Regions from separate parts of the Homo sapiens genome. Here region 1 is linked to region 2. Evidence: chromatin contacts called from ENCODE POLR2A ChIA-PET data. All regions are on one chromosome and are shown on one strand. Each heading gives the region's core, a stretch centred on a gene start or an enhancer-like site at or near the end of the contact. The rest is flanking DNA. Distances are from core to core; before and after follow the strand shown.

Region 1 (3,711 bases), core at 378-2,877, 140 kb after region 2:
GCCTCCTAAAGTGCTGGGATTACAGGTGTGAGCCACAATGACCCCCCACCCCCCGCCTCTTTTTTTTTGAGACAGAGTCTCACTCTGTCGCCCAGGCTGGAGTTCAATGGCTCAATGTCGACTCACTGCAACCTCTACCTCCCAGACTCAAGCAGTCCTCCCACCTCAGTCTCCCAAGTAGCTGGGACCACAGGCACATGCCACCACACCAGGCTAATTTTTTTTTTTTTTTTCCGTAGAGACAAGATCTTACTATATTGCCCAGGCTGGTCTCGAACTCCTGGCCTCAAGCAATCCTCCCACCTCAGCCTCCCAAAGTGCTGGGATTATAGGCGTGTGCCTGGCTTTATGTTTTGTTTTGTTTTGTTTTCTGTGCGCATATGTTATCTTTTTCTTTCTCCTCTGAGACTTCTGCTGCCTGGCTCTACTCTGCTGTGCCTCCCCATCACCTTCATCTTCTATCTTCCCTGTCACCTCCCTTCATCCATCCGGGACTTGGGTTTCTGTCCTAATATCCTGCTCATCCGTGTGAATGTCCCAGGGCCCTTCCTTGCCATCCTCAGTGGCCTTCACATGACTGTAGCTATTCTCTCCAGAGCCACGCCTAGAACAGCCTTCTCTGAAATCCCAACCTCAAGCATCACCAAGTTCTCCCCAGCAGCATGCCCGTATTCAGACTCCCCATGCCGGCCCCTTCTGTTTTCTTCCATTCAGTTAGCCCTGTCCTGGCCTCTTCACCACCAAGCCTAAACCACAGGGTTGAGCGTCTGAAGTCCAGCTCAGTTGTCCCAGTGAGAGATGAGGCCTGTAGGGGGACTTGGACTTGGACCAGAATGGTAGCTGTCAAGATGGAGAGAGGGGAGATTTGAGATATGTAACTCATATGCACATTAACGTCAGAAGAGCACTGTTCTAAGTCCTCTCACCTCCATAGAATTTTTTTTTTTTTTTTTTTTTCTGAGACGGCGTCTTACCCTGTCACCCAGGCTGGAGTGCAGTTGGCACCATCTCGGCTCACTGCAACATCCACCTCCTGGGTTCAAGCGATTCTCCTGTCTCAGCCTCCTGAGTAGCTGGGATTACAGGTGCCCACTACCACGCCTGGCTAATTTTTGTATTTTTAGTAGAGATGGGGTTTCGCCATGTTGGCCAGGCTGGTCTTGAACTCCTGACCTCAGGTGATCCACCCACCTCGGCCTCCCCAAGTGCTGCGATTACAGGTGCAAGCCACTGCACCCGGCCCATATAAAAAAATTTTAAAAATCAGTATAGAATCAAGCAGGGTTAAAAGAAAAATAAATAAAATCAATCCTCTCCCTCCTTATTCCTCCCAGCTCTACAAGGACTCTCCATCCCTCATCCTCTCCCTTTCATCTGCTTTCGTTCCTCAGCCTACAAACTCACCCAAGTCTCTTTTGTCCTAAAAAGCACAACCTCCTCTTGACCCTCTTTACATTCCTAGTTACTGCTTTTTCACTTCTTTTCCTTTCTCCCTGCAAACCTCTGGAATGAGTTATCTTTATTTGCTGTCTCCACCTTCCCAACTCCCACTTCCTCTTCAGTTCATAGCAGCGTGGCTTCAGCTTCAGCAAAAGAGTCGTTGCCAGGGTCACCAGTGACTTCTAATTTGGCTAATTCCGATGGAAGCATTTCAGTCCTTAAGTTGTTATTATTAGCCACTCTCCCTGCATCTCTTTCTGGAGCTTCCTCCTGCCTCTCTGGTTGTTCCTTCTCAGTCTCCTTTTGTGGACTTTTTGTCATCAGCTCACCCTTGGAATTCCTAGTTTTTCTGTGTATCCTTTCTGCTTCCTTTACTTTTCCCATCAGTTGGCTTGTGCACTCTCACAGCTCTCCTTTTATATGATGAGTGTCAAATCACTATTCCCAGACTAGATTCTCCTCTTAGCATTGGACTCAGATATCCAACTACCTTACCTTTCCACCTGGGTGTCCCTTCACCACCTGAAGCTCAGCAGGCACAAACTGATCACTTCATCTTTCCCCCCAAACTGTGTTTTCCTATCTCAATTGGTGGCGTCGTGATGTACCGAAGCCCAAACCTGGGAGTTGTTCTTTACTCTTCCCTTTCTTTCTACATAAAGTCAATCACCAAGTCCCGTCCATAAATATTTATGTAATGAGTGACTTCCTCTTTGTCTCTGCCCTTGTTCATGTAGCGTCTCTTTGCCCACCAATTATTTTTCCACACTACTGAGTAATCTTCCTTTTTTTTTTTTTTGAGACAGAATCTCACTCTGTCTGCACCCCAGCCTGTACCCCAGGCTGGAGTGCAATGGGGTGGTCTCGACTCACTGCAACCTCTGCCTCCCGGGTTCAAGCGATTCTTCTGCCTCAGCCTCCTGAGTAGCTGGGATTACAGGTGCCCGCCACCACACCCAACTAATTTTTGTAATTTTAGTAGAGACGGGGTTTCACCGTGTTGGCCAGGCTGGTCTCGAACTGCTGACCTTATGATCTGCCCGCCTCAGCCTCCCAAAGTGCTGGGATTACAAGCATGAGCCACCGCACCCGGCCACTACTGAGTAATCTTCTTAAGTATAAATCAAATCATGATATTCTTCTGCTTAAAACCAGTAACATGAGAGAAATGAAAGGCCAGGCACACTGCCTCATGCCTGTAATCCCAGCACTGTGGGAGGCCAAGGTGGGAGGATCATTTGAGTTCAGTTTGAGACCAGCCAGGGCAACATAGGGAGACCCCATCTCTACCCTCCCTCCCCCACGAATTAGCTGGGTGTGGTGGCACCTGTGGTCCTAGCTACTTGGGAGGCTGAAGTGGAAGGACTGCTTGAGCCCAGGAGTTCACAGTGAGCTAACAGAGTGAGATCTTATCTCTTAAAAAAAAAAAAAAGAAATTAAAGAAGACCTAAGTAAATAGAAAGACATCCTAAGTTCATAAATTGGAAGACTTAATATCATTAAGATGGCAATTCTCCCAAATTGATCTACAGATTCAATATAATCCCTATCAAAATCCAAGCTGCTCTGGAGGGAGGTTGAGAGAGGGGTGAGAGTTGAAAAATAACCTGTCAGGTACAATGTTCACTATTTGGACACTGGGTACAATAGAAGCCTGATCCCCATCAGTATGCTATATACCCATGTAACTACAAGCACATGTACCCCCTAAATCTAAAATAAACTAGTTAAAAAATAAAAACTGCCTTTTTTTGCAGAAATTGGTAAACTGATCCTAAATTTATATGGAAATACAGAAGATACAGAATAATCAAAACAATCCTGAGAAAGAAAATAAAAGTTGAAGAACTCACACTTCCCAATTCTAACTTACAATAAAGTTAAAATAATCAAGACAATGTGGTACTGACATAAGGATGGACATATGGATCAATGGAATAGAACTGAGAGTCCAAAAATAAAGAAACCAGAAATAAACGAGGAATAAAAATACACACATGGTCAATTGATCTTTTTCTTTTCAGTTTTTTGGAGACAGGGTTGCTCTGTTGCCCAGGCTGGAGTGCTATGGCTTGATGATAGGTCACTATAGCCTTGAATTCCTGGGCTCAAGCAATCCTCCGCCTCAACCTCCCAAGTACCTAAGACTCTCGGTGCATACTACTGCGCTCAGCTAATTTAAACAATTATTATTATTTTTTTTTTGTACAGACAAAGTCTCATTATGTTGCCCAAGCTGGTCGCAAACTCCTGGCTTCAAGTGATCCTCTT
Region 2 (3,453 bases), core at 307-2,806:
CCCAGAGTATCCAGGTGAGCCCTGCCTCCAGCTCAGTCCTGACTCTTCTCTACCTGCTTGACCCCTGGCAAGGATGTCTTGGAACATTTCTGGGTCTCAGTTTCTTTATCACAAAGGGCTACACTAAATGAACCCTGAGGGCTAGTTCAGGGTTGCTCAGTGCTAGGTGATGCTGGAGGGGATCTGTGACTCAAAAGTTCGAGTGGGAGGCTGGGCGAGGTGGCTTACACCTGTAACCCCAGCACTTTGGGACGCTGAGGTGGGCGGATCACTTGAGGTCAGGATTTTGAGACCAGCCTGGCCAAAGTGGTGAAACCCTGTCTCTACTAGAAATACAAAAATTAGCCAGGCATGGTGGGAGGGTACCTATAATCCCAGCTGCTTGAGAGGCTGAGGCAGGATAATCGCTTGAACTTGGGAGGCGGAGGTTGTGGTGAGCCAAGATTTCGCTACTGCACTCCAGCCTGAGCTGGATTTGTCTCAAAAAAAAGTTCCAATGGGGAGCCTTGAGGAGACAGCCCCACCCAGATCTCCTTCTACCCTGATAGTCCTCCCGGACGGGGCCGGATGAAGACAACATCTCCTTCTGCAGTCAGACCACATCCTACGTGGCTGAGAGCTCCACAGCAGAGGACGCGCTCTCCATCCGCTCGGAGATGATCCAGCGCAAAGGTGGATTCATGGGCAGGGGAGAGGGACAGTGGGCTCCATTGGGTCCCAGCATCTGTAGCTTCTTTTCCTCCTTATCCAGTGTTTCACCAGGCTCTCTGATTCAATGAATTCGGGAAACACAGTACCCTGTGTCCTCTTGCACATTCGTGATACACACTAACTATAAAGCAGTTAAGAGTTAGAAAATCTTGGCGGCCGGGTGCGGTGGCTCACGCCTGTAATCCCAGCACTTTGGGAGGTCGAGGTGGGCGGGTCACGAGGTCAGGAGATCGAGACCATCCTGGCTAACACGGTGAATGAAACCCCGTCTCTACTAAAAATACAAAAAATTAGCCTTGCCTGATGGCGGGTGCCTGTAGTCCCAGCTACTTGGGAGGCTGAGGCAGGAGAATGGCGTGAACCCAGGAGGTGGAGCTTGCAGTGAGCCGAGATTGCACCACTGCACTCCAGCCTGGTCGACAGTGTGAGACTCCATCTCAAAAAAAAAATAAAAAAAGAGTTAGAAAATCTTAACTGTTGGAAGCCTGGTGTAACTAACTAGTGCCAGCTGTGTGACCTTGGGAAAACCCTTAACCTCTCTGAACTTCTGTTTGATGTTCTATAAAAATGAGGATAAGTACCCTATTGGAATGAATGCCAAATGTTTAGAATGACGACTAACACGTAATAATATGTTTACTAAATAGTAAGCTATCACTAAAGGGAAATTACCATCATTGACTTAGTAGCCTTAGTCTTACAGAAAGAAGCCTCTAGCTTTGTTTAACCTAGCCTTGCCCATACCTACTTGACTGTGGAAACCATTTCTCGCAGAGCTCTTATTACAAAAGTAGTGCCCTGCAGAATGTGCCTGGAGTCCTTTGCTCTAACAGTTTTTCTCCCACGACTGGCCCCCAGGCTCCACCTTCCGACCCCATGACTCATTTCCCAAATCTGGAAAGTCAGGGCGGCGTCGGCGGGAGCGGCGGAGCACTGTGCTGGGACTCCCGCAGCATGTGCAGAAGGAGCTTGGTGAGGCCTGGGTTAGGAGGGCAGTGGTGGGGTGGGTGGGGAGCCTTGGTCATCCCCTCTCTGCTGACCCCACCTCCTCCCTGTCCCTTCCAGGCCTGAGGAATGAGCGTGAGGCACCAGGCACGCCCCGGGCTCCTGGTGCACGGGATGCCGTACGCATCCCCACAGTGGACGGCCGCCCCCGAGGCACCTCAGGGATGGGGGCCCGGGTGTCCCTGCAGGCGCTGGAGGCGGAGGCGGAGGCTGGCGCTGAGACAGAGGCCATGCTGCAGCGCCACATTGACCGTGTCTACCGGGATGACACCTTTGTTGGCCGGTCCACGGGTACCCGGGCCCCACCATTGACCCGGCCCATGTCCCTAGCAGTGCCTGGATTGACAGGAGGGGCAGGGCCTGCAGAGCCCCTGAGCCCGGCCATGTCCATCTCCCCCCAGGCCACCTACCTGTCGAAGTTGATTCCACATGCTGTGCTGCCGCCTACAGTGGACGTGGTGGCCCTAGGCCGCTGCAGCCTGCGCACACTAAGCCGCTGCAGCCTGCACTCGGCCAGCCCAGCCTCAGTCCGCTCGCTGGGGCGCTTCTCCTCCGTCTCCAGCCCACAGCCCCGCAGCCGCCACCCATCCTCCTCCAGTGACACCTGGAGCCACTCTCAATCCTCCGACACCATTGTGTCTGACGGTTCCACCCTCTCCTCTAAGGGTGGCTCTGAGGGCCAGCCGGAGAGCTCTACGGCTAGCAATAGCGTGGTACCCCCTCCCCAGGGAGGCAGTGGGAGGGGCTCTCCCAGTGGGGGCAGCACTGCTGAGGCCTCAGACACACTCAGCATTCGGAGCAGTGGGCAGTTGTCTGGCCGGAGTGTGTCCCTGCGTAAGCTGAAGCGGCCTCCACCCCCTCCCCGCCGGACCCACTCCCTCCATCAGCGGGGCTTAGCAGTGCCTGATGGGCCATTAGGGTTGCCCCCTAAGCCTGAGCGTAAGCAGCAGCCCCAGCTGCCTCGGCCACCCACCACTGGTGGCTCAGAAGGGGCGGGGGCAGCACCCTGTCCACCCAACCCAGCCAACAGCTGGGTACCTGGCTTGTCTCCGGGTGGTTCCCGGCGCCCCCCACGGTCCCCAGAACGGACACTTTCGCCCTCCAGTGGATACTCGAGCCAAAGTGGTACTCCCACCCTCCCTCCCAAGGGCCTGGCAGGTCCCCCTGCTTCCCCAGGCAAGGCCCAGCCCCCTAAACCAGAGCGTGTCACGTCTCTTCGCTCCCCTGGGGCCTCCGTCTCCTCTTCCCTCACGTCTTTATGTTCCTCCTCCTCTGACCCAGCCCCCTCAGACCGCTCTGGGCCACAGATATTGACCCCCCTGGGTGACAGGTTTGTCATACCTCCTCACCCCAAGGTGCCTGCCCCCTTCTCCCCACCTCCCTCCAAGCCCAGGAGCCCTAACCCAGCTGCCCCTGCTCTAGCCGCCCCTGCTGTGGTTCCTGGGCCTGTTTCTACCACTGACGCCAGTCCTCAGTCCCCTCCCACTCCCCAGACAACCTTGACTCCACTGCAGGAGTCTCCTGTCATCTCCAAAGACCAGTCACCCCCACCTTCCCCACCCCCATCTTATCATCCACCCCCACCACCCACTAAGAAGCCAGAGGTGGTTGTGGAGGCACCATCTGCCTCAGAGACTGCTGAGGAGCCCCTCCAAGATCCCAACTGGCCCCCTCCCCCACCCCCTGCCCCTGAGGAGCAGGACCTGTCCATGGCTGACTTCCCCCCACCAGAGGAGG

Evidence for each region. ChIA-PET counts read pairs that join two places held with the same protein, here RNA polymerase II (POLR2A).
Region 1: POLR2A ChIA-PET joins it to region 2 with 10 read pairs in B cell. The contact joins two enhancer-like sites. POLR2A ChIA-PET finds 5 or more read pairs at or near these places in 3 of 52 experiments (B cell, BJ and H1).

What each region holds. Positions count from the first base shown.
Region 1 is chr1:32,906,076-32,909,786 of GRCh38, forward strand. No RefSeq gene overlaps it. Among named protein-coding and RNA genes, the nearest start is that of TMEM54, 6.5 kb to the left of the region's middle. Within about 2 kb of position 1,628, at least 2 of the 41 ENCODE cell types and tissues checked have a DNase peak (open chromatin) inside an H3K27ac peak, as active enhancers do.
Region 2 is chr1:32,768,104-32,771,556 of GRCh38, forward strand. NHSL3 (NHS like 3) reads left to right here. Exons shown (of 7, transcript NM_020888.3): 3 at 1-14; 4 at 549-672; 5 at 1,570-1,683; 6 at 1,777-3,453. Among named protein-coding and RNA genes, the nearest start is that of NHSL3, 28 kb to the left of the region's middle. RefSeq lists an enhancer at 1,372-2,287. Within about 2 kb of position 1,557, at least 4 of the 41 ENCODE cell types and tissues checked have a DNase peak (open chromatin) inside an H3K27ac peak, as active enhancers do.